Regions from separate parts of the Homo sapiens genome. Here region 1 is linked to region 2. A link is a loop called in an ENCODE intact Hi-C map of the cell type or tissue named here. Cell type or tissue: transverse colon. All regions are shown on one strand. Each heading gives the region's core, and the rest is flanking DNA. Links, peaks and the distances in the headings are about the cores only. Region 1 has its middle 22 kb from the start of TCF23. Region 2 holds the start of UCN (urocortin).

Evidence for each region. Hi-C counts contacts between places; a loop is a spot of excess contacts. Peaks named below come from ENCODE experiments on the same cell type or tissue, not always from the same donor. Only the 100,000 strongest peaks of a DNase experiment are listed, where the experiment ranks them.
Region 1: a loop joins it to region 2, with 4 times the contacts of the local background. A loop is called at or near these places in 4 of 110 quality-filtered maps.

Annotation. Positions count from the first base shown.
Region 1 is chr2:27,163,320-27,179,063 of GRCh38, reverse strand. No RefSeq gene overlaps it. Among named protein-coding and RNA genes, the nearest start is that of TCF23, 22 kb to the right of the region's middle. RefSeq lists enhancers at 7,249-7,543, 13,363-13,672 and a silencer at 8,999-9,048. In transverse colon, for the core only: a CTCF peak has its summit at 9,014 (motif pointing left); a DNase peak (open chromatin) is centred at 9,033; H3K4me3 peaks cover 304 bases; H3K27me3 peaks cover 509 bases.
Region 2 is chr2:27,294,344-27,310,087 of GRCh38, reverse strand. TRIM54 (tripartite motif containing 54) reads right to left here. Exons shown (of 9, transcript NM_187841.3): 2 at 11,349-11,521; 3 at 10,672-10,843; 4 at 5,034-5,129; 5 at 4,271-4,504; 6 at 3,986-4,008; 7 at 3,751-3,875; 8 at 3,546-3,632; 9 at 2,653-3,201. The coding sequence ends at 3,547. UCN (urocortin) reads left to right here and starts at 1,643. Exons shown (of 2, transcript NM_003353.4): 1 at 1,643-1,928; 2 at 2,180-2,688. The coding sequence starts at 2,193. The coding sequence ends at 2,567. MPV17 (mitochondrial inner membrane protein MPV17) reads left to right here. Exons shown (of 8, transcript NM_002437.5): 8 at 107-596. The coding sequence ends at 176. RefSeq lists a silencer at 8,403-8,608. In transverse colon, for the core only: no CTCF peak of the experiment used is centred there; no DNase peak of the experiment used is centred there; H3K4me3 peaks cover 712 bases; H3K27me3 peaks cover 4,000 bases.

The sequences.
Region 1 (15,744 bases), core at 7,512-11,511, 140 kb after region 2:
CTGAAGTTTTCTCCCTAAGATCAGGAATAAAACAAAGATGCCTATTGCTGTCACTTTTATTCAACCTTGTACTGGCAGTTCTAGCCAGAACAATTAGGCAAGAAAAATATATATAGAAGTCATCCAAATTGGAAAGGAAGAAGTAAAACCACCTGCATTTGCATACAACATGATTTTGTATATAGAAAATCCCAAAGAATACACCAAAAATACTATTAGAACTAAGAAACAGGCCGGGCAGGTAGCTCACACCTGTAATCCCAGAACTTTGAGAGGTGGAGATGGGTGGATAACTTGAGATCAAGAGTTTGAGACCAGCCTGGGCAACAAGCAAGACTCCATTTCTACAAAAAAAAATTTGAAAATCAGCTGGGCATAGTGGCGCACACCTGTAATCCCAGCTACTCTGGAGGCTGAGATGGGAGGATTGCTTGAGCCCAGGAGGTGGAGGCTGCAGTGAGCTGAGATCACACTATTGCATTCCAACCTGGGTGACAGAGGGATACCCTGTCTCAAAAAACAAAAAAAGAAGAAAAAAATTAGTAATACAGTTACTTATATAGCATATTTTTGTCTTAAAATTACGTCAGGAAGTTTTTATTTCTATATTATTCCAATAAAAACAGATGCATGAGAAGAAGCACCCCCTTTTCTCCTGTTCTCCTTTGCTGGATCAAGTCATATCTTCACATATTGTCTGGAATTGCTACAGCTATTTTGAAACCCAAAGTGAAAGCATCATCAACCTGCTGAGGATAGCAAGGCAGAAAGACAAATTCATCGGTGGACCTGGATCTGTGATGACTTCATCAAGGCTCTGAGCCAATCGTGGACCACCTGGCCTCCAGACATCATCTTATGTGAAATGATGGCTGTCCTTATTGTGTAAGCTATTTGGTTTGAGTATGTTCTGCCTAGCAGCTAGAAGCGTCCAACTGATGCCAATGCTTCTGGTAAAAGTTGTGATTAAAGCAGATAACGGTGTTAGCTGACGTGCTGATAAAATCGGAATCAGTACATGGCCAAGTCATGGATCTGGTGGAAAGTATTCAAATAGATCAATGCATGCTTGGTGATGCTGGTGCCTGTCATCATAAACATCCATCCAGGCCATCATGATCACCTCCGAATGGTACAGGACTAAAGTCCAATTCAGGATCTACACACCCTGCTTATAATAATGCCCTAACTTCCTTTGAAGATGAAACGCATTTCTCTGTGTTCTTTGAACTATTGTACAGAAAAACTTCCCCAGGAAACTCTTTGAACTCATATTTGTTTGTTTCTCATTAAACAAAACAAAAAAAAAATTGGCCAGGTGCGGTTGTTCATGCCTGTAATCTCAGCACTTTGGGGAGCTGAGGCGGGCGGATTGCTGAGCCCAGGAGTTCAAGGCCAGCCTGGGCAACATGATGAAACACTGTTTCTACTAAAAAATACAAAAATTAGCCGCGTGTGGTGGCATGTGCCTGTAGTCCCAGGTACAGGAGGGAGGCTACAGGAGGCTGAGGTGAGAGGATCACTTGAGCCCAGGAGCCAGAGGTTGCAGTGAGCCGCGATCACACCACTGTACTCCAGCCTGTGCAACAGAGTGAGACTGTCTCATAAAGATAAAAAATTTAAAAACTGGCCAGGTGTGGTGGCTCATGTCTGTAATCCTACCACTTTGGAAGGCTGATGTGGGCAGATCGCCTGAGGTCAGGAGTTTGAGACCAGCCTGGCCAACATGGTGAACCCCTCTCTCTACTAAAAATACAAAAATTAGCCGGGCATGGTGGTGCATGCCTGTAGTCCCAGCTACTCAAGAGGCTGAGTCAGGAGAATCGCTTGAACCTGAGATGCAGAGGTTGCAGTGAGCCGAGATTGCATCACTGCACTCCAGCCTAGGTGACAGGACGAGACTCTGTCTCAAAAAAAAAAAAAAAAAAAATTAAAAAACTAAAAAAAATTATACATTTCATATAGTTTACAAGTCAAATAACCTAAAAAGGCATACACTTGAAAGATTCACTCTCTTGGTGGTGTGTGGCGCCTGTAGTCCCAGCTACTTGGGAGGGTGAGACAGAAGGACTGCTTGAGCCCAGGAGTTCAAGGCTGCAGTGAGCTGTGATAATGCCACTGCACTCTAGCCTGGGCAACATAGTAAGACCTCATCTCAAAAAAAAAAAAAAAAAAACAAGACTCACTTTCACCTTATCCCCCATCTGCTCCAGTTTCCACTAGAACAAGTAACTGCTTTTTATTGTTTTGTGTGTGTGTGTGTGTGTGTGTGTGTGTGTGTGTGTATCTTATGCAAATAAAACAGAAATGATGTATGATCTGGTAGCATAAAATACACACTGCTTTGTACTTTTCGTCTTATCCATTTAAAATCTCTTTTCACATTACTGTCACAGCAAAATATGAGAAAGAACTGTTTCCCATAGAGCATGTTGTCAAACTTTGAGTTTTTATCCATATGATAGGTGAGATGGGTTTTTTTTGTTTTGTTTTGTTTTGTTTTGTTTTTAGAAGGAGTCTCACTCTGTCACCCAGGCTGGAGTTCGGTGGCATGATCGCAACTCACTGCAACCTCCACCTCCCAGGTTCAAGTGATTCTCCTGCCTCAGCCTCCCAAGTAGCTGGGGCTGCAGGTGCGCGCCACTGTGCCCAGCTAATTTTTGTATTTTTAGTAAAGACAGGGTTTCGTCGTGGTCGCCAGGCTGGTCTTGAACTCCTGACCTCAAGTGATCCACCCGTCTCAGCCTCCAAATGTGCTGAGAATTACAGGTGTGAGCCACTGTGCCTGGCTATGAGACAGTATTTCAGTGTAGCTTTAATCTACACTTCCCTTTATTATTAATGAGCTGGCCTCTCTCTTTGTGTTGCTAACTGGCCATTTGTATTCCCTTCCTGAGATCTGTCTGTTTATATTCTTTCTCCATTTTTCTATGGGGTTTTGGTCTTTTTCTTAATGATTTCTAGGAGCTCTTTAAATATTAGGGAGATTATCCCTATGTTTATGACCTGAGCTCAAATACTGTTGTCCAGTCTGACACTTGCCTTTTGATTATGCTGATAGTGATTTTTGCCTTGCTGATTTTCTTCACACTATTTTTAGGTTTAGAAGTAGAACAGGGAGGGCTGGGTGTGGTGGCTCATGCCTGTAGTCACAACACTTTTGGAGGCCAAGGCTGGTGGATCACCTGAGGTCGGGAGTTCGAGACCAGCCTGACCAACATGGAGAAACCCCATCTCTATTAAAAACACAAAATTAGCCAGGCGTGGTGGCACACGCCTGTAATCCCAGCTACTCGGGACGCTGAGGCAGGAGAATCCCTTGAACCCGGAAGGCGGACGTTTCAGTGAGCCGAGATCGCACCATTGCACTCCAGCCTGGGCAACAAGAGCGAAACTCCATCTCAAAACAAAGACAAACAAAAAAAAGAAGTAGAACGGGGAGAAGGAGCCAGGAAGAAGACTGAGTTGATTAGGAAACCTAGAGAAGTGTTTCAAGAAGGATGGAGCTGGGAGTAATGCCAGAGGCCAAAGTGGAAGGATTGCTTGAGGCCAGGAGTGAGCTGCCAGGCTGTACTGAGCTATGATCACACCACTGCACTCCAGCCTGGGCGACAGAGTAAGGTCCTGTCTCTCAAAAGAAAAAAAAAAAAAGGAAAGAAGAGAAAAGATGGAGTAGTGAAATCAAATGATGCCCAAAACACAAAAACATAGCGACACAAGACCACAGAAATCGACATCAGCTTTGGCAAAAGGGAGGCCACCAATAACCTTACCAGTGCTGTTGTAGGAGTGAGCTGGAGATGGGCTCTTGATTGGAGTGAGTGAGTGAGGAAAGACAATGGAGACAGCAATAATAGAGAGCACTTAAATTTTTTTGCTATGCAGCAGGCCAGGGAAATGTGGTGGTAGTTAAGGTGGGGAAGTGGGGTCAGGAGTTTTGTTTAATGGGAGATGCCATGCTAGAGAGTGTTTGCATGCTAATATACGTGAGAGAAATGATCCAGTGGAGGGCGAGAAGCTGAGGATGCAGAAGGCAGAGGGAATAATTTTAGGAGTGAGGCCCTTTGGAAGAGCAAGAGGGGGTGGGATTCTGGCCCCAGAAAAGAACAGGCCTCTGGTGGGAAGGGGCGCATCACCCATGGTGAGCCTGGACACGCCAGCTGGGAAATGGGTAGCTGTGGTAACAGCCACATTGCACCTTGGTGAAATCATAGCTCACTGCAGCCTGGCGCCACCATAGCTCACTGCAGCCTTGTGCGACCACAGCTCACTGCAGCCTGTCTGAAAACAGGGGATTACTGCCTGATTGCTCTTGTTTTTGTCATGAAGTACGTGGTGATGGCAAGCTGAGAGGTTCTGAGGAGAAAAAAGAAGGCGAGAAATAAATGTGTTAGAATGTAAGAAAGAAAACATATCAGGGAAGATTGCCACAGAGTGTTGAGTGCCTATTTGAGATTTTTGGTTGAGAATTTTGAGGCAGGCCAGTGAACACAATCGTGTATTCATTTCCAGCAGTGTTCAGATGAAGTGTAGAGTGGGAAGACCGTGCAGGGTCGGGATGTTGCAACGCAAAAACAGTGGGAGAGGAGGGGTAAGGGATAAGGATATTTGCAAAGGAGCAATTACAACAATGAACATAGAATCTGGGATGAATAAAGAGGAAGTAAGGACACGAGGGAAGATGGTTAGTAAGACAGAAGGAAGCAAATGAATTAAAGGTCTCAAGAAGACTGAAGAAATACTGGACTGCAGGCATGAGACTGAGATGGAAGGATAAGACATAGGGATCACAATATCCAATCAGAATGCTTAAAATAGAGATTCTGAGAATGGTGTATTATTGGTTTTGACAAGGTTAAGGGCATGACCATAGAAATGGGTGGCTGAAGAGAGAAAATAGAAAATTGCATTTGAGGAGGTCAGAATCTAAGATGCCAAGATGTTGGATAAATCATCCATTTGAGTGTTGAAACCAAAAAAATGATGACAAGAATAGGATAGAGAGAAAGACAGTCAGATGATAAAATCTTCAATGAAAGACAGGGAATGACTCAGAATTTAGTAGAAGTTGCCACCAACAAAGGATATTGGGGGACAAACCAGAGGGTACAAACTCTAAAGCCCCTGGTGTTTTTGAAATAGAAGGGAGAAGAAATCATTGAAAAGCAGCAATGAGGAGTCGGATGGACACTTACTTCCACGCCCACAAAATCCTGGGTTTGACTCTCCTTGGCATAAATGGGGTCGTGTCTAAATCGAGATCTGGGGTGCAGTTCGTCCCTCTCAAACCACACGGACTTAGCTGGGAGAGGACATTGAGATATTATTGCTAGAAGGGGAGGAAAATCTTATAGTGTGTTAATTTCTTGTACAGTTTTGTGTTGATGCTAAAAAACATTTCCGTTACTTCTTTTGGTTCGGTCTCATTAAAAACCACTTGTTTGAGTTGTTCGGTTTAGTTTTCCTTCTGCAGATTATTGAGTCATTTAAATGGATTGTAGTTTTCTCTAACTTACTAACGATGGGATATTCCCATTCAGAACAGGCAGCCAGGGTCTCTTGGACCAGGGTGAAACACCAGGAATTGGAAGATGAATGTTTCATCCTGGTGGGACGCAGCTAAAAAGCTGCCCCGTCATGACCCTCCACTGTCTGGGGAAGGGGTCTCCCTGAGTGGATGCACTGGGGAGCTCATGAATCAGTCAGAGCAGTCCCTCCTCTTGTCTGTGTGGCAGCATGGGGGACCCTCCCAAGATACAGCGAGTGGTGGGGCAGCCCCTTGGAGTTCCCTCTCAGGGGACTCCACGGAGGCCTGCCAGGTGAGTTCCCTCAGGGAACCTGAGGCTTGCAGCCTTTGTCCCAGACTTCCAGGAGAGGAAAAGTTGTCTCCACTGTGATCCTTGCGTTCATGCTCAGGGGCATAAAAAAGAAAGTGGCATATGGATCTTGAGAGAAGGCGTGGCCTGAGGCACCGCTAGAATGTTCACTCTGGCTGTTCCATGGCTCCTGTGAGGATGTCAGGAAAGGTAGGGGATGAAGAGTACATGCAGGCCAGCATCTTCCCATCCCTGCACATCTGACTGGTGTTTTTTTGTTTTTTTTTTGAGTTGGAGTTTCACTCTTTCACCCAGGCTGGAGTGTAGTGGCGTGATCTTGGCTCACTGCAACTTCTGCCTTCCAGTTTCAAGTGATTCTCCTGCCTCAGCTTCCCGAATAGCTGGGGCTACAGGCACGTGCCACCACGCTTGGCTAATTTTTGTATTTTTAGTAGAGACGACATTTCACCATGTTGGCCAGGCTGGTCTCGAATGCCTGATCTTGTGATCTGCCCGCCGATCTGCCCGCCTCGGCCTCCCAAAGTGCTGGGATTACAGGCGTGAGCCACTGTGCTCAGCCCTGACTGGTCTTTAATGGAGCCTACAGACAAGCTGCACGTGGTGCCCTGCAGACCACACCTACCCCTCAGCCATACCCCAGCACCCACGGGAGACTCAATTCCCCTTTCAGATCTAACAGGTATTGGAAAGAGGAAGCATTGTGCAGTGGCACTTCAGAAAAATCCATGTAGGTCCTTAAAAGAAGCAAGAAAGGGAGCTGATAACACTAGTTTTTCCTGAGGGAGATATGATAGCCAGGCTACACAACCAGGATCCCAGGAGTTATCTGGTCCAGATCTGGAAGTGACATGATGTACCGCTGTCGCAGGTATAACATGAATGCCTGCTGAATACATTTGACAATGCAAAGATAAGACATCAAGCCAGGAGATCTTCTGGATAATAGAGACTACTCTGCCCCAAGATAGGCACAGCCAAGCCCCAGCCTGGATAGTATTCATGAGGGCCTTAATGGAAATGAATGGGTCCCACTTAAAAAAATAAATCAGAAAACAAGCTCACTGAATACAACTGGGGTGACAAAAACATGCATCTGAGTGGAGACAGAGGAAATTTCTATCCATTTCTGCCCAATCTAGTGCCTCTGGGCAGAACCAAAAGCCTGGCAAAATCTAGAATTTATACACTACGAAAATCTTAAGAAAATATTCTGGCTCTAAGAATAAATAAAAATAGATTTTAAAATAAGCAGTTTGTGTTCTTCTGCTTTATTTAGACATAGATTTAAATGGTAGGAATCATGTACTTAACCCGGTTAGGAAAATTATATATCACGAGGCGTTTTTTTTGGGTGGGGAGGATGGACTGGGTTTATGATAATTCATAATGTTTGCTACCCACCTGCCAGGGGAAGGACACTGAAAGATCATGGCCCATCAAGGCCTTAGGTCATGCTGCTCTGCTTGCAAATTGCACAACTTTCCTGTTAATTTGCGGGGCAACTTTTGCACACATGTTTACAATCTGGTTAAAGAATCAGCCCTTGCAATGATGTCATTAAACGCACACAGACACAATGGTGCCATAGTAACAACAAGGTGCCTCTGAGCCAGGTGCATTGGCTCACGCCTGTAGTCCCAACACGTTGGGAGACCGAGGAGGGAGGATCCCTTGAGCCTAGGAGTTCGAGACCAGCCTAAGCAATATAGTGAGATTCCGTCTCTACAAAAAAATTAAAAAATAAAAAATCAACTGGGCATGGTGGTGCCCCTGTAGTTCCAGCTACTCAGGAGACTAACGTGGGAGGATCACTTGAGCCTGGGAGGTTAAGTCTGCAGTGAGCTGTGATTGTGCCTTGGGGGCAACAGAGCAACACCTCGTCTCAAAAAAAAAAAAAAAAAAAAAGTGCCTCTGGAGCTGGAAATTTTCAAGTTCAGTTGCTCCAGCAACTGGGGAGGGTCATGAAGACTATAGGAAAGACACTACTGTTCCCATGCACATTCACAGGAGAGAAAAAAAAGTCCAGCAAGTACCATGTTCATAAAGATTGGCCTGACCCTAGCTGTCCCATGGCAAACAGTCACACCCAAGACTCTCAGCTTTCTTTGGCTCTGATTTGTTTCTGTAACCATGCCAAGATGCCAAGGACAATCAACCAAGCAAGGCTGTGAGGATCTGCAAACTATTGCAGCCCTCAGATTCCCTACTTAAAAGGGAAATAACTGGGCATGGTGGCACGCACCTGTAGTACCAGCTACTTGGGAGGCTGAGGTGGGAGGATCCCTTGAGTTTAGGAGTTTGAGGCTGCAGTGAGCTGATTGTGCCACTACACTCCAGCCTGGGTGACAGAGCGAGACCCCCCTCTCAAAATAAAAATAAAAATAAGAAAAGGGAAGTAATACTGTATGTAGTCCAGAAACAGGTCAGACGCCAAAAGAATCTTATCTGGGCTGTTGTATGAGTCAGGGTCCAATTAGGAACATAAAAACCACACCAGTTATTATAACAGAGGGAATTTAACGGTAAGGACTGCAAAGGCAAAAGACAAATTCCAAGGAACAGAGAGGTGGCAACTGAAGGACGTAGAGCGGTGGAGTTAATGAAAGAAAAAGGTGGGAGTTACTGGAACCTAGAAGCTTGGAGGAGCCCTGCCGAGGTGGAACTCAGGCTTCAGAACACAGAGTGCTGTATAACTGGTGCTGGCATCTTTGAAGGGGCAGGCTAAAGGCTTGTACTTTTTTTTTTTTTTTAATTGAGACGGAGTTTCGCTCTGTTGCCCAGGTTGGAGTGCTTTGGTACAATCTTGGCTCACTGCGACCTCTGCCTCCCAGGTTCAAGCGATTCTCCTGCCTCAGTTTCCTGAGTAGCTGGGATGACAGGCACGTGTCACCACGTCCTGCTTATTTTTGTATTTTTAGTAGAGACAGGGTTTCGTTGTGGTCTCCAGGCTGGTCTCCAACTCCTGACCTCAAGTGATCCACCCGCCTCAGCCTCCCAAAGTGCCGGGATTACAGGCGCTAGCCACCGCGCCCAGCCAAGGGTGGTTCTGAGAATGGGGAAAAAGTTGGAAACTTAAACCAAGTGGGGCTGCCGGGTTAAAGAGCTGTTGCCACCTTGATAGGGGGGCGCAAGAAGTAAACTGCAAGAAGCAAATCCCCGCTCCCTCCTCCCGTCTTGCGGGCTTCCTCTAGCACCCTCTATTGGTGGAGCCCAGCGAAGTGCCAGCTGGCAAAGCAGAAAGTGGTTTGCAGAACCTCAGCCCCAGCGCCATAGGAAACAAAAGCAGGGTTCCAGCTTGGGGCTATTACAAATAACGCTGTTATGAGCGCTCTCATGCATATCTTTTTTTTTTTTTTTTTTTTTTGAGACGGAGTCTCACTCTGTCGCCCAGGTTGGAGTGCAGTGGCGCAATCTCAGCTCACTGCAACCTCTGCCTCCCAGGCTCAAGCGATTCTCCTGCCTCAACCTCCTGAGTAGCTGGGACTACAGGCGTGCACCACCACGCCCGGCTTATTTTTTTGTATTTTTAGTAGAGACGGGGTTTCTCCATGTTGGCCAGGCTGATCTAGAACTCCTGACCTCAGGTGATCCGCCCGCCTAGGCCTCCCAAAATGCTGGGATTACAGGCGTGAGCCAAAGCGCCCGGCCTTAGGTGTGTTTATACCCTGGATTTAACAGATACAGATATTAACCATTCTGGTGGGTGTGTTGTAGTATCTCAAGATTTCAATTTGCATTTTTCTAATAACTAATGAAGTTGAGCATGTTCAGCCATTTGGATATCCTCTTTAGAAAGTGCCTGACCAAGGCCAGATGAGGTGGCTCCCGCCTGTAATCCCTGCACTTTGGGAGACTGAGGCAGGAGGATCCCTTGAGCCCAGGAGGTCGAGGTTGCAGTGACCTATGATGGTGCCACTGCACTCCAACCTGAGTGACGCAGAGAGACTCTGTCTCTTTAAAAAAACAAAAACAAAAACAAAAAAACTGTGTTTCTAACCCATTTAGCCATTTACTACTGAATTATCAGTCTCTGTCTTATTGCTCTGTGGGGATTTTTAATACATTCTTGATAGAAGCCCTTTTAAATATGTGAGTTATATGGCAAATAGTATCTTCTCCCAGTCTGTGAACTTGTCTTTTTCACTCTCTCAACGGTATCTTGTGATGAATAGGTGCTCCTAACTTTATGTAGTATAATTTCTCACTCTTTTCCTTTAGAGTTAATGCTTTTTGTGTCTTCTCTAAAAAAATATTTCCCTATTCCAAGGACATGAAGGTCTTCTCTTATAATCTATTCTTCTTTTTATATTTTCCATCTCTTTCTCCCTACGAACTGAAATCTGGTTAATTTCTAAAGATCCGTCTTCTGATTTGCTAGATCTATTTCTTTTTCTTTTTCTTTTCTTTTTTTTTTTTGAGACGGAGTCTCCCTCTGTCGCCCAGGCTGGAGTGCAGTGGCATGATCTTGGCTAACTGCAACTTCCGTTTCCTAGGCTCAAGTGATTCTCCTGCCTGAGCCTCCAGAATAGCTGGGACGACAGGCGTGTGCCACTATGCCCGGCTAATTTTTTTGTATTTTTGGTAGAGATGGGGTTTCACTATATTGCCCAGGCTGGGCTCGAATTCCTGACCTCAACTGACCCGCCCTCCTCAGCCTCCCAAAGTGCTGGGATTATAGGCATGAGCCACTGTGCCCAGGCTGCTAGACCTATTTCTAGCAGTTTCTAATCATCCACTGAGTCTCTAATTAAAATATCATATTTTTAATTTCTAGAAATTCTATTTTTTCCCAATTCTGCCTGGTTATTTTTGACAGCCTCTTATTCCTGCATTGTCTTTTCAGAATTCTCTTTCTTTCCTTAAACCTATTAAACATCTTTACTGTATATTCTATGCCTAAACATTACATGATTTGCAATCCTCTCAAGTGTGATTCTAGAGTTCAATGGTACGGCTATTGCTCATTTAGAGTGACATGCCTCCTTCTGACTTTTAAAATTGTTTGTTGTAAGCTCAAGGTTGTTGGAATTGTATCCATGGGAATCCTTCAAAGCATGGATTTATTTATTACTTATTTTTATTGAGTCAAGGTCTCGCTCTATCACCCAGACTGGAGTGCAGTGGCCTGATCATGGGTCACTGCAGTCTCAACCCCCGGGGCTCAAGCAGTCATCCCACCTCAGCCCCCTGGGTAGCTGGGACTACAGGCATGTGCCACCACACCCAGCTAATTTTTGTATTTCTTGTAGAGGTGGGGTTTCACCATGTTGCCCAGGCTGGTCTTAGACTCCTGGGCTCAAGCCATCGGTCTGTTTCAGCCTCCCAAAGTGCTGGAATTACAGGTGTGAGTGGCCGTGCCTGGCCACTGCATGAATTTAAAACGTGTTCCTCCAGAGAAGGTTTGCACCTGCTTGTGCCAGGAAACACTACTAAATCGTGACCACTTTAAAATTTTGGCCTCCCCCACAACAAAACATCCTTACTGAGGGTGTTGCCTTTTGAGGATCCCAACTTTGTGACAGAGTCTCTGATCCAACTTCCCATTTCGAATGGGCCCTAGGTGTTGTCTCCTGTCCCCAGGTGTGGCCCGTAAGACCCAGGCCTTGGGCACCAGGAATTTGCAGATATTGCAAAGGCAGCACTGACTTGAGTGCTGGCTTACCATTTTTTGCTACATGCTTCCTTATTCTTTCTCTTATTCTTTTCCCTTACTTTTCTGCCAGGCAAGCAATACTTTTAAGAATATGTTTTTACGATTTTAGCCATCATTTTGAGTTTCTGTACCAGGAGAGTTTCTCTGAACATCTAGTCTACCATAGTGTCAGAAATGGGTGGAGGCTTGGGCCTTTGTTACAAGCAGGTTTTTAAAGGCAAAAAAGAGGACAAGGAGTGGGCTGATACAAAGTTGTTTGTCAGGAATTCTCATTGGTTTACAGAAATAACATTGATTAATGATTGGCTGTACAGTGTTGAGCTATAGAGTGTGGGTTATAGAGGACCAGAAGTGGCAGGAAATGGAAGAACAAATCTTAGAGGAGCCAATTTGGGGAGGTTTTAAGCTTTCTAAAAAGCCAATTAAGTTTTACATTTTCATCAGCAAAATCATGCCAACCAGAAAGCAGAGGGATCAAACTTTTTTTTTTGTAAGAGGTGTCAATCAACTAAAAAAAATTCCCAGAAACAGAATCCAAAAGAGAAAAAGCAAAGAGCCCCCAGCCTCACATATAGCCTGGGTATTGGCTTGTAAACAGAAAAACCAAACTCTGTGAAATATATTAAAGAAGTTTATTCTGAGCCCATATGAGTGACCATGGCCAGGGGAATAGTCTCAAGAGGTCCTGAGAAAGTGTGCCTGAGGAGTCAGGTTACACTTTGGTTTTACACATTTTAGAGGGACAGGAGTTACAGGCAAAGATATAAATCAATACATAAAAGGTATACATTGGTTTGGCCTGAAAAGTTGGGACATCTTGAAGTGGGAGCTTGCAAGTCATGGGTGGGTTTTAGAAATTCTTTAGTTGATGGTTGAGAGAGTTAAGCTATTGCTTAAAGACTTGAATTCAGTAGAAAAGAATGCTTGTGTTAAGGTAAGAGGGTCAGGGCAGCATGGTGGCTCACACCTGTAATCCCAGCACTTTTGGAGGTTGACATGGGTGGATCATTTGAGGTCAGGAGTTCAAGACCAGCTTCGCCAACACGGTGAAACCCCCTCTCTACTAAAAATACAAAAATTAGCCGGGCCTGGTGGTGCACGCCTGTAATCCCAGCTACTTGGGAGGCTGAGGCACAACAATCCCTTGAACCTGAAAGGTGGAGTTTGCAGTGAGCCAAGATCATGCCGCTGCACTCTAGCTTGGGCAACACAGTGAGACTCTGTCTAAAAACAACAACAACAAAAATGACAAATAAAAAAGGGAGTCACGGGTGCCAAGGCCCTTATTATGGAGATGAAGCCTCACAGGGACCAGCCCTCAGAAAGAATAGATGGTAAATGTCTCTTTTCAGATTTTTTAAAGTGTCAGCCTCTCAGTTAATCTCTCCTAGATCTTGGAAAGGCCTAGAAAGGAAGACCTGGTTGCAGTGGTGGAGATTCTCTACAGATACAAACTTCCCCCACGAAAGACAGCTTTGCAGGACCATTTCAAAGTATGCCAAACAAATACATTTTGGAGTAAAATATTTTTATTTCCTTCAGGGCCTGTAATCTGCCATGTGGTGCTAAGCCACAGTCAGGTTGGAAAGTAAGCCACAGTATACTGCGTTAATTTTAAAAACCCAGTTAATGAGATTTTATGGTTTGTTGGGTATGATTTAACCCTTGCCTTTCATGGCCTCTAGCAGTTTCTAATCATTCATTGAGTCTTTAATTAAAATATCATATTTTTAATTTCTGAAAATTCTATTTTTCCCCCAATTCTGCCTGGTTATTAGATTTGTTGGAAATAAAGCTCAGGAAATAAAGCTTGCAAAGGAAATGAGCACTCAGATAACTTCTCTGCAAGGCAAAATTTTACTTCTATAGAAGGGTGCTACCTGCATGCAAGGCAGAGGCAAGGGAGCACACTGAACAAAGGAGAGCAGGCATTTTTATCCCTAATGCAGACCCTGTTCCTGGGTCCTCCCCCGGTTGGCTGGAGTCAGACCGCACGATCTAAGCTAATCCCGATTGGCTAGTATTGACATCATCGAAGGAGGCAAGGGTGGGCACTTGATGGGAAGGACGGGCACATAGGTGATGGGACATGCTTGGACGTGTTTGGGTGCAACAGAGATAGGGAGGGCTGATAGATGGACAGGTAACATTACTTTCAGAATAGAACAAAGAACCAGGAACTGAAACTTTTGAAGAGAAACTGTTTGTGCCTAACAGATTGTTGTTCAAAATTTGGTATCTTATTGCCACAGATACTCTCTTTTGCCAGTCTTATAATCCCTGTTTTAACCACAATGCTTGTCAGTTGTGCCTAAACACCAAAAGGGAGGAGGGGTATAACAAGACATGTCGGACCTCACTTCCCACTGTAAACCAAAAATAAAAGTCTAAACCCCCAGTCATCTGAATGGACTCCTCCTGTCCCTAAAGGGCATTCCAAAGTTAACCTGAAACACTAGTTCAGGCCATGATGGGAAGGGGGTTCAGACATGCCTCATGATACCCTCCTCCCTTTTGGATTTACTGATAGAACAGACTCTTTAAGTCTGATAAGAACATTTACAATCTATTCTCTCTGAAGCCTGAGACCTGGAGGCTTCACCTGTATCATAAAACCTTGGTCTCTACAACCCCTTATCTTAACCTGGACATTTCTAAGTCTTTAGACAGTAACTTAACTCTTTCAACCAATTGCCAATCAAAAAATCTTTAAATCTACCTAAGACCTAGAAGCCCTCCACCAGCTTCTAGTTGCCCTGCCTTTCTGGACTGAACCAATGTACATCTTACATGTATTGAGTGATGTCTTTTTTTTTTTTTTTTTTTTTTGAGGCAGAGTCTCGCTCTGTCGCCCAGGCTGGAGTGCAGTGGTGCTATCTCGGCTCACTGCAACCTCCACCTCCTGGGTTCACGCCATTCTCCTGCCTCAGCCTCCCGAGTAGCTGGGACTACAGGTGCCCGCCATCATGCCTGGTTAATTTTTGTATTTTTTAGTAGAGACGGGGTTTCACCATGTCAGCCAGGATGGTCTCGATCTCCTGACCTCATGATCCACCCATGTCGGCCTCCCAAAGTGCTGGGATTACAGGTGTGAGCCACCGTGCCCAGCCAAGTGATGTCTTATGTCTCCCTAAAATGTATAAAGCCAAGCTGTGGCCCAACCACCATATTCTGAGGATCTTCTGAGGGCTGTGTCACAGGCCATTGGTCACTCATATTTGGCTCAGAATAAATCTCTTCAAATATTTCACAGGGTTTGACTCTATTCCTCAACACCTTTGTGGCTGGGAATTCAGTTTTTCAGGTTTCTCTGGGGTCCCCTTGGCCAATAGGGGGTCTGTTCAGTCAGTTGGGGGACTTAGGATTTTATTTTTCGTTCACAAACTTCTAGTTAGGCTGACTTCTGACCACAGAGCTCTTGAAACTTTTTTTTCAAATCTATTATTATTAGATTTCATCCAGGATAAAGAGAAAGTAGGTCTCTCATTCAATTTGCATGGTTTTAAAACCAGTTTTTTCCAATAGTGCATGCAAATGAATTATTTTAGGCATTTCAAAGGACCCCCATTTTGACCACTGTTGCTTATGACTATTCTGGGTTATGCGGGTCCGTTTTCCTAGATATTTACAAAAGGACACTCCATTATGTGTTGTACATAAACCCAGTTGGTGTCTCCAAGAAAGGCTGCCTCCTTAGAGAGTCTTTGGAGTTGGATGATTTTTTACCCGTGTTAAAAAAAAAACTTCAGCCGAATTAAATTTAAAGGAGATTAATTGAGCAAGGAACGATTTGTGAATCAGGCAGACCCCAGAATCACAGCAGATTCAGAGAGACTCCAGGGATGCCTCATGGCCAGAACAAATTTATAGACAAAAAAAGGGAAGTGGCATACAGAAATCGGCAGTGAGGTACAGAAACAGCTGCATTGGTTGCAGGTTGGTGTTTACCTTATTTGAACACAGTTTGAACACTTAGCAATCTATGAGTGGTTGAAGTATGGCTGCTGGGATTGGCCAAGACTCAGCTATTGTTACAGGTGCATACTCCTAAATTAGATTTTCAATCTTGTCTGCATTTTTTTTTTTTTTTTTGAGACAGGGTCTTACTCTGTCACCCAGACTGGAGTGCAGTGACATGATCTTGGCTCACCACAACTTCCGCCTCCCAGGCTCAAGCGATTCTCCTGCCTCAGCCTCCCAAGTAGCTGGGATTACAGGTGTGCACCACCACACCTGGCTAATTTTTGTACTTTT
Region 2 (15,744 bases), core at 1,056-5,055:
CCAATCCTTTGTCATGATCCCTCCTTTGCCATTTCATGCTCCCATCTCCAGCCCTTGCTCACTGCTTAGCCTTCCTCCTCTTCATTGTGTTATTCCTGTTCCTTAGGTTGGCCGTTGTCCAATGTGTTGCTGTTATCTGGAACTCCTACCTGTCCTGGAAGGCACATCGGCTCTAAGCCTGCCTCACTCCATCGTTTCCACCTTGCAGTGATGCAGCTTGACCCTGGAACGGTCAGACAACCTCCTCAAAGTGGGCATACCAGTTTCCACGGGGTTGGGTTGCCGGTCAGAGCTTAAGAGGACTAGCACCCTGCAATGCCCCTCTTCACTCTAAAATGTACACTGACTGCTTTAGAGCCCTTGATAATAGTCTTATTCCCACCACATACTAGGCACTCCATAAATATCTGTTGAACCTTCATGACCTTATCAACTTTACACCCATATCCCAGCAAATGCCACTCATCCCCACTCTTCATAGACACATTTGTTACTCTAACCCTGCCTAGGCTTCTTGTAGCTCCAGCTCTTTAGAGACTCCCGGAACCCTTTATATGGTGCCTCAGTAAATATGTTATTAAATATGTAATCCGGAATCTGCAGTGGTAATGAGTAAGTTTTTAAGCAGAAAACTATTGGGGAGTCATTTCTAGAGCTGGAAAGAAGCCAAGAGACCACCAAGCCCAATTTTTTTTTTTTTTTTTTTTTTTTTTTTTGAGACAGGGTCTTGCTCTGTCTCCCAGGCTGGAGTGCAGTGGCGCGATCTTGCCTCACTGCAGCTTCCGCCTCCTGGGTTCAAGCAGTTCTCCTGCCTCAGCCTCCTGAGTAGCTGGGACCACAGGCGCATACCGCCACGCCCGGCTAATTTTTGTATTTTTAGTAGAGATGGGGTTTCGCCATATTGGCCAGGCTGGTTTCAAACTACTGACCTCGTGATCCGCCTGCCTCGGCCTCCCAAAGTGTTGGGATTACAGGCGTGAGCCACCGCGCCTGGCCAAGCCCAGTCTTACAAATGAGGACCCTGAGGTTGGTAGGAGGGAGGTGACCTGTCCACACCAGGAGTTAGCAGAAACTTGAACCCATATTTCTTTGCTGCTCATGGGCAGAGTTACACTGCTGCTATGATTCCCAGGAGAGAAACTGAACTTTGCTAAACTACTTTGGCAAACTCAAAAGCAGATGGGCCAGCCATTTGTGGTCTGAAAGCACTCGGATGCTAGAGACCCTCTGTTACATGGTGCCTGTCAGACAGCCCTACAATTTGGATCCTGGGGCTGGAAAAAGATAAGAATGCTGGGAGACTTTGGTTGTGGCAGACTGCCTCTCAGTGGGTCCCACTGTGTTGGCTGAGTGCCAGCGGTGGACTCCTGATGCCTGCATTTGCAGAACTGATAGCTGCAGGGAGGCAGTGGGTTCCAGCGGCACAGCGTTCTCACATTTCTGGCCACTTCTAGAGGCAGAGGACGGGGTCAGCACCATGGACAGCCTCACGGTCCCGCCTCCCTTTCGTGTGTCAGAACACGCGACCCGGACTAGTCTGGTCTGGGGACGGCCCTAGTCATTGCTGGCTGTTCTAAGCGGGGCGAGGGACTCCCGTGGGTCCCAGAGCAGTCTTTACGCCCCAGCCGGCTTCTCGCTTTCCTGCGTCCAGTGCTGCTTCCAGCGCTAGCCCCAGGGGCACGAAGGCTGGTGTAGGGAGGTGCGCCCCTCCGGGGGCCCGCCAGCCGTCAGACTCGAAGCTGTGGCTGTCATTGCTTCTACAATCAGTGCATGTTCTTCGCTGACGTCAGTCGGAGCTGTCCTGGCACTATATAAGGCTGGCGACAGCCCCGGGACAGACCCTGTGTTCCCCAAGGCGTCTTCAGCCTGCCCCGAGGGACAGAGACTGGAGCTCAATCTTGGACCGTACAGACGCTCGCCGACAACCTGTGAGTGGCTCAGAGCGTCCGCCCAGCCTCCCCCTGCACCAGGACTCCGCTCAGCTCAGCCACCACGCTCCTCCGGGGAGGGAGGCTGGGTGGAAGGGATGGAACAGCACTGGCGCAGTGGCTGGGGCTGGAGGGCAGGCTGCGGGCATTGGGCGGCGGCCGGAGGGGTCGCCGGGCGAGCGCGGGGAGGGGAGCGGCGGCCTGCAGCTGTCCCAGGCGCACCTCACCCTGCGCTGCCCCTGTGTGTCCAGGGCCGGCGGCACCATGAGGCAGGCGGGACGCGCAGCGCTGCTGGCCGCGCTGCTGCTCCTGGTACAGCTGTGCCCTGGGAGCAGCCAGAGGAGCCCCGAGGCGGCCGGGGTCCAGGACCCGAGTCTGCGCTGGAGCCCCGGGGCACGGAACCAGGGTGGCGGGGCCCGCGCGCTCCTCTTGCTGCTGGCGGAGCGCTTCCCGCGCCGCGCGGGGCCCGGCCGATTGGGACTCGGGACGGCAGGCGAGCGGCCGCGGCGGGACAACCCTTCTCTGTCCATTGACCTCACCTTTCACCTGCTGCGGACCCTGCTGGAGCTGGCGCGGACGCAGAGCCAGCGGGAGCGCGCCGAGCAGAACCGCATCATATTCGACTCGGTGGGCAAGTGATGGCCCGGTTTGGGGCTGCGAAAACGTTGACCCCTTTCCCCCACCCCAGAGTTGGGATGCGGGGCAGAGCCACCAGGGCACTGTCTGCGTGACTATTTTTTAATAAAAGTACTGAAGACCCGTTGGCTTTTGTCGTAGAGGCAGGGCAGTCACAGCAGCGTGGGAACCCGTGGGAAGGTGGGGCCCCCGGGCCAGCGGGAGGGGAACAAAATGCTGTGGGGGGCTCCGAGACAGCGGCTTTCAGCCAGGTCAGCCAGGTGCATGTGGACCCCAAGGGTCCCCAAATCCCCAGGACCTCAGAGGTCCCGGCACCACCGCCCCGCCCTCGGCCCTCTTCCCAGGGCGCTGGGCTCACCAGTTCGCTCCTGGCATCACAGAGGTGCCCAATAGGGGTTCATTTGGCTTCCGCCCCCCAGACGGTCTCAGGTTCTGGGAAGGGCAGGATGGTGGGCGGGTCGCCTTCGAAGCCCAGGCTGCGGGGTTGGGCAGCGAAAGGAGATACGGGTCTGGGACGCTCGAGTTCTTTATTGAGATCCTCCCGGGGCCGGCGCCGATTTGGGTGATGCTGCGGTCTCTGCGCAGATCCTCCCCGACTCTAGCGCGGGCTCTCGAGCAGGGTCGGGTCGGCGCAGGCCTGTGCCCGGGAAAGAAGGCTCGGTGGGCGGGTGCTGCGAAGGCACGAGGCAGCTCGAGCCCCGCTCACTCCGTCCCCCGCCACGTGGGTTTCTCCTCTACTCAGCCTGCCTTGCCTGCCCTCCCAGCACCCCAGAGGAACAGCGGGTGAGGAGGAAAGTGTACTTTTCCGCCCTAGGGGGCGCGCCTTTGTGGCTCCGGGGTTGGGTTGCACCGAGGAGTGGGGGCTCCACGCTACCCGCAGGGAGGGCAATCACTGGGGGAGGGGACGCGAGCACACCAGCCAGGCCCCACCCCAAGCCCCTCAGGCCGCTCTCACCTTAAGGCCCATCGGGCGGCTCTCACCTTAAGGCCCATCCGGCCGCTCTTCCTCCGGCCCCGCGCTGCCCTCCTCTCCGTCTGGGGCCACCTCCTCTTCCTCCCCGGAAGCGCCTGAGCCCAAGGAAGGCCTGGTGAGGTGGAGTCCCTGCCTTTACGGCCATCGTGCCCGCCGCACCCCCCACACAGAGGGTCCGAACCCGTCTCAGCGGCCCTCGGCCACCTCCTTCACCTGGCTGGAAGTCGATGGTCCGCAGCATTTCGGCCACGTGCTCCACCCTTACGGTGAATTGCTCCATGCTCTCATAGCCTGGCTCCGGCCGCCCTGCCAGCTCCACCTTCGACATGGCCCCGACCCTGCAGTGGCCACACGGACTCAGCTGGCAATGCCCCAGCACTCTCAAGCCCCACCCCAGCCAGTGGAGCAGTGCAGCCCCCTCCTTTCCCTTCCCGCTATGCCTACTCACTTATTGATCAGCTCCTTGGCCTGCTGCAGGGAAGAAAAGGAGGGTGAGAGTAAGCACTGGGCCAACCTGGGCAAAGTCCCATTTCTGAATCTCACCACAGTCCTGCGGGGTAGGTGGGAAGGCACGTCCCAATTCGTTAAGCAGAAAACGAACTCAGAGGGGGTGACTTGCCCAAGGTCGTAGGGGCAAGCAGGTGCAAGAGACAAGACTTGAACCCGGGACTCCAGGTACCAAGGCCCTGACTCCAGCCACTGTGCAGCGCTGCCACCCTCCCCTAGAGCCCACCTGGAGATACAGCGCCATTTGTGGCTCTTCCATGGACTGGATGGCAGACTCCACCAGCTTAGAGGAGGCCTCCAGGTGGTCGCCATACTGACGGATGAGGCCGCGGACGCGCTGCAGCTTCTCCTCTTGCTCCCGGGCCAGCGCCTGCAGCAGCTCACCCTTGCGCTCCTCCAGCACTGCGCACAGGCTCTCAAACCTCTGGTTTAACAACTGCTTCTGCCTCCGGCTATTGTCCTAAAAGATGGGGAGCAAGGATGAGGGAAGGCGTGGCTGAGACCCGGTGGCTGGGAAAGCACAGGGTACTCACAGAGAACCAACACAGAAAGTGACCCATCCGTAGTGACACTGTGAGTTAGTGGCTGAGCCAGAACCCAGCCCAGATCTTTTCCATAATAAAAACACAATGCTTTAAAGTAGCTTCACTGATTGCTGTCTATATCCCTAGCCCTGGTTTTTATTTGCATTATTCCATTTAATTCTCAAAAAGAACCCATGAGGTAGCTGGTGTATCATTATCATCATCACTGTTTTATGAGGTTAAACAAAACCAAAGCACAGAGAAGTTAAATAACTGGATTAAAGTTTTGCGGCAAAGCTGGAATGCACACCCAGCAGCCTGGCAAAAGCACCTCCCACCACTCCCAGGACCCCAGAAACTTTCAGACCAGTTTGGCGAGAGGTCAGAGAGGAGCAGTTCTCTTGGGAGCCCGGGGTCCGCAGGCTAGCCAGTTGCTGTTCCTCCCTCCCTCCAGCCCAGGCTCACCTCGATAGTCTGGCACACCTCCTCCATCTGTGTGATCACTGCTTGCACGCGGTCATTGCCTGCCACCAGCATCGCGATGCCATCGCTGAGCTCACTCTGATACACACACAGGTCAGCACTCAGAGCTGGGACCTGGCCTAGAGCTACACCCCTCACCCCAGCCAGGGTTGCCTAGGAGAGGGCTGGCCCTTCCACCTCACCCCCCATAAGGGCATCTACAGCAATCTAGAAGGCTTGAACCATCAAGAGGTACGGAAGCACATTCTAGTGATTCTGGAAGGAGGTGGAGAGAAGCCCTCCACCACTAAGTGGGGAAGGAACAGACAGTCTCCAAACATCCACCAGATACCAGACACTGGGCTAGATACTTTATCTGTAGATTCATTTCTTGCATCGATTCTGAGAAAGTCTTCAAGATTATCCATTGGCATAATATTGCCTCTTCTCTATTCTCTTTATCCTCTCATTCTGGGAATCTGATTAGACCTGTTAGACCTTCTCACTCTCAGCCTTCTCATCATCTCCCAGAACTGCACGTTCTGTTTTTCTTTCAGTCCTCTCATACTGGTCACTAGTTCTGTTTTCAGACAAATCTATCATTCAATTCATTCGTTGATTTTTTTTTAAATTTTTTTTGAGACGGAGTCTTGCTCTGTCACCCAGGCTGGTCTCGAACACCAGGCCTTGTCCTCCTGCCTCAGCCTCCCTAGTCACTGGGTTTACAGGTTCCAGCCACCATGCCCAGCCATCTGTTGAATGTTTTATATCTATCTATCTATATATATATATATATCTGTATATCTATATCTATCTATCTATCTATCTATCTATATATATATATTTGAGACAAGGTCTCACTCTGTCACCAAGGCTGGAGTGCAGTGGCTCGATCTCAGTTCACTGCAGCCTCGACCTTCCAGGCTCAGGTGATCCTCCCACCTCAGCCTCCCAGGTAGCTGGGACTACAGGCGCATGACACCACGTCCGGCTAATTTTTTATATTTTTTTGTAGACGGGGTTTCAACATTTCCCCAGGTTGGTCTCCAACTCCTGGACTCAAGTGATCCTCCCACCTCAGCCTCCCAAAGTGTCGGGATTACCGGCGTGAGCCACCACACCCAGCTACATGGTTGGTTTTTGATATTCTATTATTGTTTGGTTTTTAAAATTTTTCATCTTTTTTTAAAAAGCATTTGATTTATAGTGACTTCCAATTATTTAATAATTCCAATATCTCAGTTGCTTTTGTGGGGGGTCCTAAATCTGTATTTTTTGTTTCTGCTGACTTCACTCATGGATTACGTTTCTCTGTGCACCTTCAATTGTGATCTAATATTTTATTGATATTAATTAATCTAGGGAATACCTACGGGCCTAAATTGTGCATATTTTCCTCTAGGCAGTATTTGCATTTGCCTCTGTTGAAAGCCAGGTGGCGCAATTTACTGCTTTAGCTCCTAGGATCCTAGTTTAACCTACGGTCTCCGGAAACTTTTTTTTTTTTTTAGACGGAGTCTCTCCCTGTTGCCCAGGCTGGAGTGCAATGACGTGATCTCAGCTCACTGCAACCTCCGCCTCCTGGGTTCAAGCGATTCTCCTGCCTCAGCTTCCCGAGTAGCTGGGATTACAGGGCCTGCAACCACGCCCGGCTAATTTTTTGTATCTTTAGTAGAGACGGGATTTCACCATGTTGGCCAGGTCTCAAACTCCTGACCTAGTGATCCGCCCGCCTCGGCCTCCCAAAGTGTTGAGATTACAGGCGTGAGCCACTGCGCCCAGCCGGGTCTCTGGAATCTTAGCTGCAGGTACCCCTCCTTTTAGGGGTTTGGAGGAATAGTCTGGTCTCTCTAGCTCAGTGACATTGCCAGCACTGGTCCTCTGCGAAATGCTGCCTTTTCTGTGCTTGCCACTCAGGGTTCTGCTTTCAGCTCCGCCTTTTCTCTTCGCCCCTCCCCACCCCCACTGATTTCCTTTGCTTCTATGTACCAAGCAATATAATTTGAAAATTCTGTTTTACACAGAATCTAGTTGTGTGATAGAGAGGACCCTGCAAGTATCTCACCCACCATACTGAAGTCTCTGCTTTCATCCATTATCGAATTTTATCCTTATAGCTACTTTCACAAGTAGGCATTTTCACCCTAATTTTACACATGAGGAAAGTGAGGGCCACAAAGGTCCAGTAACATACCTAGGTGACACACCAAGTCAAGCACAGAGCTAGGACTTTGACTCCAATCTGCTTGACTTTTATTTTATTTTCGAGACAGAGTTTCACTCTTTTTGCCCAGGCTGGAGTGCAATGGCGCAATCTCAGCTCACTGTAACCTCCGCCTCTGGAGTTCAAGTGATTCTCCTGCCTCAGCCTCCCGAGTAGCTGGGATTACAGGCGACTGCCACCATGCCCAGCTAATTTTGTATTTTTAGTAGAGAAAGGGTTTCACCATGTTGGCCAGGCTGGTTTGGAACTCCTGACCTTAAGTGATCCGTTCACCTTGGCCTCCCAAAGTGCTGGGATTACAGGCATGAGCCACCACGCCTGGCTTAATCTGCTTGATTTTATTTTTATTTACTTATTTTATTTTAGGTATTATTATTATTATTATTTTTAGACGGAGTCTCGCTCTGTCGCCCAGGCTGGAGTGCAGCGGCCCGATCTTGGCTCACTGCAAGCTCTGCCTCCCAGGTAAACAATTCTGCCTCAGCCTCCCGAGTAGCTGGGACTACAGGCGCCTGCCACCACGCCCGGCTAAGTTTTTTGTATTTTTAGTAGAAATGGGGTTTCACCGTGTTAGCCAGGATGGTCCCGATCTCCTGACCTCGTGATCCACCCACTTTGGCCTCCCAAAGTACTGGGATTACAGGCGTGAGCCACCGCGCCTGGCCTATTTATTTATTTTTGGATGGAGTTTTGCTCTTGTTGCCCAGGCTGGAATGCAATAGCGCAATCTCAGCTCACTGCAACCTCCGCCTCCCGGGTTCAAGCGATTCTCCTGTCTCAGCCTCCCAAGTAGCTGGGATTACAGGCACATGCCACCACACCTGGCTAATTTTTGTATTTTTAGTAGAGACAGGGTTTCATTATATTGGTCAGGCTGGTCTCGAACTCCTGATCGCAGGTGATCCGCCCGCCTCGGCCTCTTAAAGTGCTATGATTGCAGGTGTGAGCCACCGCCCGGCCTGCTTGACTTTAAAACTAAGTGGAGTAACGCTTTGGGAGGCTGAGGTGTCAGGGGCGTTTGAACCAGAGCAACTCCATCTTGAATAGGGGCTGGGTAAAATGAGGCTGAGACCTACTGGGCTGCATTCCCAGATGGTTAAGGCATTCTAAGTCATAGGATGAGATAGGAGGTCGGCACAAGATACAGGTCATACAGACCTTGCTGATAAAACAGGTTGCAGTAAGGAAGCCGGCCAAAACCCACCAAAACCAAGACGCCAATGAGAGCGACCTCTGGTGGTCCTCACTGCTACACTCCCATTAGCTCCATGACAGTTTACTAATGCCATGGCAATGTCAGCAAGTGACCGTATATGTTCTAAAAAGGGAAGGCATGAATAATCTACCTCTTGTTTAGCATATCATCAAGAAATAACCACAAAAATGGGCAACCAGGCTGGACCCGGTAGCTCACACCTATAATCCCAGCACTTTGGGAGGCCAAGGAGAGTGGATCACCTGAGTTCAGGAGTTTGAGACCAGCCTGGCCAACATGGTGAAACCCTGTCTCTATTAAAAATACAAAAATTAGCCAGTCATGGTGGCGGATGCCTGTAATCCCAGATACTTGGGAGGCTGTGGCAGGAGAATCGCTTGAATCTGGGAGGCGGAGGTTGTAGTGAGCTGAGATCGCGCCATTGCATTCCAGCCTGGGCGACAAGAGCGAAACTCCATCTAAAAAAAAAAAAAAAAAAAAAAGAGGGCAACCAGCAGCCCTAGGGGCTGCTCTGTCTATGGAGTGGCCATTGTCTTATTCCTTTACTTTCCTAATAAACTTGCTTTCACTTTACTCTATGGACTAGCCCTGAATTCTTTCTTGCGCGAGATCCAATAACCCTGTCTTGGGGTCTGTGTCAAGACCTCTTTCCTCTAACAGAGGCAGGAGGATGGCTTGAGCCCAGGAATTCAAAACAAGCCTGGGCAACACAGTGAGATCTTGTCTCTTTTTAATATTGTATGTTTGTTTTTGAGACAAGGTCTCACTCTATCACCCAGGCTGGAGTGCCGTGGTGCAATCATGGCTCACTGCAGCCTCAACCTCCCGGGCTCAAGTGATCCTCCCACCTCAGCCTCCCGAGTAGCTGGGACTACAGGCATGCCACCATGCCCAGCTAATTTTTTGTAGAGACAAGGGTCTCACTATGTTACACAGCTCAGGCTGGTCTCAAATTCCTGGACTCAAACAATCCCCCTGCCTCGCTCTTCTAAAGTATTATTAGTACTACTACTACTAATAAATATTATTATTAGTACTACTACTACTAATAAATATTATTATTAGTAGTATCCTCCCAAAGGATTACAAGTGTGAGTCACTGTGCCCTGCCTGAGACCCTGTCTCTATGTAAAAATAAAAAATTAGGTTCGGGCGCAGGGGCTCACGCCTGTAATCCCAGCATTTGGGAGGCCAAGGTGGGTGGATCACCTGAGGTCAGGAGTTCCAGACCAGCCTGGCCAACATGGTGAAGCCCCGTCTCTACTAAAAATACAAAAAATTAGCTGGACATGGTGGTAGGCGCCTATAATCCCAGCTACTCTGGAGGCTGAGGCAGGAGAATTGCTTGAACCTGCGAGGCAGAGGTTACAGTGAGCCGAGATCGTGCCATTGCACTCCAGCCTGGGCAACAAGAGCAAAACTCCATCTCAAAATAAATAAATAAACAAATAAATAAATAAATAAAATAAAATAATTAGCTGGTCATGGTGGCACATGCCTGTAGTTCCAGCTACTTGGGAGATTGAGGTGGTAGGGATCACTTGAGCCCAGGAGTTCAAGGCTGCTGCAGTGAATCACAATCATACCAGTGCATTCCAGCCTGCGCGACAGAGATCCCCACATCTCTTAAAAAATAAATAAATGGAGCTGGGCGCAGTGGCTCACACCTGTAATTCCAGCACTCTGGGAGGCCAAGGTGGACGGATCACATGAGGCCAGGAGTCAAAAAAAAACCAAAAAACAAAAAAGCTGGGTGTGGTGGCACATGCCTGTAATCCCAGGTACTTGGAAGGCTGAGGCATAAGAACAGCTTGAACCCGGGAGGCTGAGGTTGCTGTGAGCCAAGACTGCACCACTGCACTCCAGCCTGGGCGACAGAGCGAGACTCCATCTCAAAATATGATAGATAGATAGATAGATAGATAGATAGATAGATAGATAGGGCTGAGTGCGGTGGCTCACATCTATAATCTTAGTGTTCTGCGAGGCTAAGATGGGAGGATCACTTGAGCTCGGGAGATCAAGGCTGCAGTAAGTTGTGTTTGTGCCACTGCACTCCAGCCTGGGCAACAGAGTGAGATCCTGTTTCTAAATAAATAAAGAAATAAGTAAACAAAAGATAAGTGGAGTAAGAGGCTGACACTGAGACCCTGTCCTAAGCCCCCATCTCTCACATATCTACTCCCTCCCCTGTTTGATACCTTCTGGCGTTTGTAAATGGTGGGCAGTGGGGCCACCTCACAGTCCTTGTGGGCACCGAAGACCTTGCAGAGAGAGCAGGTGGGCACCTCACAGCTCAGGCAGTAAATATTGATCTTCTCTTCTTCATGCTCCTCGCACATGAGGTGCTGCTCAGCCTTGGAGTGCAGCGGCCTAGAGAGGAGTGGGCAGGGGGAGGTGGACCTTAAGCATGAAGGGTCCTAGGAATACCTTCTCTTCAGCCTCCACCAACTGCCACCACCTTCTCCGCCCCTGCAGCTAGTGCTGTGGCTGAACTGGTGAGTACTTCCACAGAGCTCTGAATTTGGGGAACAGAAGGAGCTAAGAGATAGAGGAGGCCTGGATCCGAGAACAGTCTGTATTACAAGGGGGCAGGGAAGTCCCACAGGACAGGAAGTCTTGGAGGGTTAGCGAGGATCTTGCTGGTGGACTGCCAGCCTCTCCCAGGAGGAGAGGGTAGGAGTGAAGTACTGGCTAGGGAATCAGAGACTGCCCTCTCTGGGAGGCCTGAGGCAAGTCCCTCTCCGGATCCAGTCCTATGGTCTCTAGACAGAACAGGCAGGTTGACCGTTTCAATCTCTCCCTTTTGGCTCTGATGGGTTCCTTGGCTGTGTCCCAAGCCCTGTCATGAGAGAGGCAAGAGACTCTGGTGGCTCACCTGGATGACTCCTGCTTGTAAATGTCGATAATGTTCTCCACTAGCAGGTTTCGCTGCAGGCCGTAGACACCGTGTCTGTCCAGGACAACCTCATGCCTGCACGATGGGCAGCGGAAACGGCCTCCTGAAGACACAGTGGTGGAGCCCCGGGACTGCCATAGAGGATTCGAGGCCTGCAGGGACAGATGGCTTGAGAGAACAGGCACGGGGAGGCATGAAGGGACTCGGAGGAGGCAGGGGGAAAGGGCTTGGGGGCTAGGGAGTAGGAACTTGATGGAGGGGAAGATGTCAGCTCTTCTCTGTGGCTGGATCCACCTCTGAGAGCAGCGCACGGTGGACGGCCATGGAGACCCTGCTTCCCACCTTTGCCTCATTATTCAGCCCACCTCCTAGAGTGCCCCTGCATCCAGAACTCAGCTTTGGTCAAGGCATAGTCAGGATGGGATCTCTCCAAAGGGGTCCAGCTTGGAGCCATGGGGAGACATTGGTCTTGGCAATAAGGCTGAGGCAGGAAATGAACTCTGAGTGGTGCGACCAATGTCTTCCAGTCTGGGGCCCTCTTGGGCCACAACTGGAGGAGATTCTCTGCAGTCCTGGGCAGGGGTACAAGCAGATACAAGTGCTCAACAATGGGGTTCACAAACTGTAACTAGCCAGGTAATTCTAGAAAATTGCTCCAGGAACTGGAAGTCAGGAGTCCTGGGTTCTTGTGCTATCTCTGATGCCCTCCCCCCGGCCTTTTTTTTTTTTTTTTTTTTTGAGACAGGTTCTTTCTCTGATGCCCAGGCTGGAGTGCAGTAGTGGGATCACAGCTCACCGCAGCCTCGACCTCCTGGGCTCAAGCAATCCTCCCATCTCAGTCTTCTGAGTAGCTGGGACTAGAGGTGTGTGCCACCATGCCCAGATAATTTTTTTTATTTTTAGTAGAGATGAAGTATCACTATGTTGCCCAGGCTGGTCTTAAACTCCTGACCTCAAGTGACCCTCCCACCTCGGCCTCCCAAATTGCTGGGATTATAGGCGTAAGCCACCATGCCCAACCTCTTAAGTATATAAATTTAGGCAGGTATTCAACCTCTGTAAAGCTGAGGATAAAATTATTCATTTATAGTGTGCCAGGTAGTTGCTGGACTCTGAGTTAAAGATACAAAGAAAATGCATCCTGTCCTAAGGACAAGCACCTGACAACTGCATCCAGCAGGATGGGTGTTGTGATAGGGGTAGGCTCAGAAGGAGGACTTAACAGACACCCATCACTTCCTCCGGCTTACATCTCTTGCCTAGAGTAGTTGCTCCATCCTATCCTAGAAGGGAGATCCCTGCCACAGATGATTGATTCAGAGCTAAGGAGGTGATCACCTGACCCAAGCAGAACCAATCAAATATTCTCTCCTAAGAATTTGGACTTGAGACTCAGGGGCTTAGCTGGCTACGCCATGTTCTGCTTAGGAATTGAATAGACCTGTGGAATTGGGCTAAGAGCTGACATCACGGCCACCCTGGAAAGTGTAAGGGGTCAGAAACTGAACAGAGAAGGCTGGTCTACAGAGAAAAGAGTCTATGTGTGGGGAGATGCAGAGATGAAAGACTGGCAGACACTGCTTATTGTACCCTGACGTTCACCACCTTTTCTTCTTTAATAATAAGTGCCCTGAGTTTTAACAAGACACATGGTATAAAGGGCTGGGTGTGGTGGCTCATGCCTGTAATCCCAGCACTTTGGGAGGCCGAGGTGGGCAGATCACTTGAGCTCAGGAGTTTGAGACCAGCCTGGGCAACATAGCAAGAACTCATCTCTACTAAAAATAAAAAAATTAGCTGGGCACGGTGGTGCACACCTGTAGTCCCAGCCACTTGGGAGGCTGAGGCAGGAGAATTGCTTGAAACCAGGAGACAGAGGCTGCAGTGAGCTGAGATAGTACCACTGCACTCCAGCCTGGGCAACAGAGGGAAACTCCATCTCAAAAAAACAAACCAAAAAACCCATGAATCTAAGCCTCCCTTCCAGCTGGGTGTGGCCAATTGGCTGTGCTCTGGGATGTAGATGCAAATGTTTTGTGTAATTTGTAGGAAATTGCACAAACCGTCTTTCATGGGAGGGGCATGCCCTGCTCCTCCCCTTTTCTCCTGCCTGCTGGCTGGAAAGAAGACGGGATGGCTCAAGTTGAAGCAGCCGTCTTGAGCCATGAAGTGGCAGCCACATGTTGAGAATGGTAACGAGATGAAAGGAGGTCTCTGATGAGGCAGTCCTGCACTGTCCACCCATACTTTCACTTGAGAATAAAGCAAATTTTTACCCTCTTTAAGCCACTGTTATTCTGGGGTTTCTGCCACTTAGAACAGAACCTAATCCCAACTGGCTGGAAGATTATGCATTCCTAGAGAGTAATGGAGACAGTGGTCACCTATGAGCTAGCATAGTGAGATGCACTTCCTACAACTGGGATGCATGAACTTCTCCAAACCCTTACACCATACACAAACCAGAAGACAGTTTGGAAGGCCCCTTGCGTGTGTGCAGCAACACCCCATCATGCACAGAGTGCAGCCAAGTCAAGGGTCTTGTTTGATCCTTTGGTAGCAAGGGCTGTAGGCAAGGCAGGAAACGTGGACCCACTGTGAAGTGAGCAGCTTATCTTGGGGAGAGTAACTGGTGTGTGCCATAAATATCACATCTTTCTTGGGATTTCTTGAGAATCATGTTAACCTTTAAGCCCATCATAAACCTGGGGCAGATTAGTTTGAGATAATTCAAGGCATGTTTGTACATCTGCCTTCTCAGTAGCTAGAAATGTATGAATATTGTTGAGTTTAGTTTAGGGAATGCGTTAAAGTGTATAATCACTTGCCTTTTGTTTGCTTAATACAATTACTTTTCAATATTTAGAACCCAAGTGAGGAAAGAGGTGTTGGGAGAACTCTAAGGCTGCAGTCTCCTGTCTTTCTTATCTTTGATTTGCTGATGGCAAGCATATAGAGATATTTGAATGGGAGGAAGGGGGACCTATATCCCACAGCAAAGATAAACTCTTGGGCAGCCGCTCTCCCCAACCTCCATCCCTCACTGCACCCTTCCTCTTCCTGAGCCACAAAGGCAGGGATACTCATTACTTAACATTCAACAAATGTTTTGAGACCAGGCGCGCTGGCTCATGCCCGTAATCCCAGCACTTTGGGAGGCCGAGGTGGGTGGATCATGAGGTCAAGAGTTCGAGACCAGCCTGGCCAACACGGTGAAATCCCGTCTCTACTAAAAATACAAAAATTAGCTGGGTGCGGTGGCAGGCGCCTGTTATCCCAGATACTTTGGGAGGCTGAGGCAAGAGAATTGCTTGAACCCGGGAGGTGGAGGCTGCAGTGAGCCAAGATCATACCATTGCACTCCAGCCTGGGAGACAAGAGTGAAACTCCGTCTCAAAAAAAATATGTTTTGAGGGCTTATCATGTGTCAAGCATCGTGTCATGGGTTTTCCAGACATTGTTGTATTTATTCCTCAAGAACTTCTTGTAAAGATGGTTGAGGATCCCAGCTACTCGGGAGGCTGAGGCACAAGAATCACTCAAACCCTGGAGTCGAACCCAGGAGGCCGAGGTTGCAATGAGCCGAGATTGCGCCATTGCACTCCAACCTGGGCGACAGAGCAGGACTCTGTCTCAAAAAACAAACAAACAAAAAAAGATGGTCGAGGAGGTGAACAATCACTCCTAACTTAGTCTACAAGAAATAGAATAATAATGGCTAACATCTACTGAGCCAGGATTTGCTCTAAGTCTTTCATTTGTATTAATTCACTTAATCCTCATATCAACCCTGAAGTAGGTAATACTCTTTTTTTTTTTTTTTTTTTTTGAGATGGAGTCTTGCTCTGTCGCCCAGGCCGGAGTGCAGTGGTGCAATCTCAGCTCACTGCAACCTCCATCTCCTGGGTTCAAGCGATTCCCCTGCCTCAGCCTCCCAAGCAGCTGGGACTACAGGCGCCTGCCACTATGTCCGGCTAATTTTTTTGTATTTTAGTAGAGACAGGGTTTCACCATGTTGGCCAGATGGTCTCAATCTCCTGACCTCATGATCCGCCCACCTCAGCCTCCCAAAGTGCTGGGATTACAGGCGTGAGCCACCATGCCTGGCCCTGAAGTAGGTAATAGTCTTAGCCCCATTTCAAGGATGAGGAAATTGTGTCTCAGTGAAATTAAATAAATTGTACACGGTCATGAGCTAATAGGTGGCAAAGCCAGTACTGGAACTTAGGCACTCTGACTCCAGAGCCTGTCCTAATAATCATTGTGTTCCATTGTCAGACACAATAAAACTTAGGCCAGGCTGTGCACGGTGGCTCATGACTGTAATCCCAACACTTTGGGAGGTCAAGGCAGCAGGATGGCTTGAGTGCAGGAG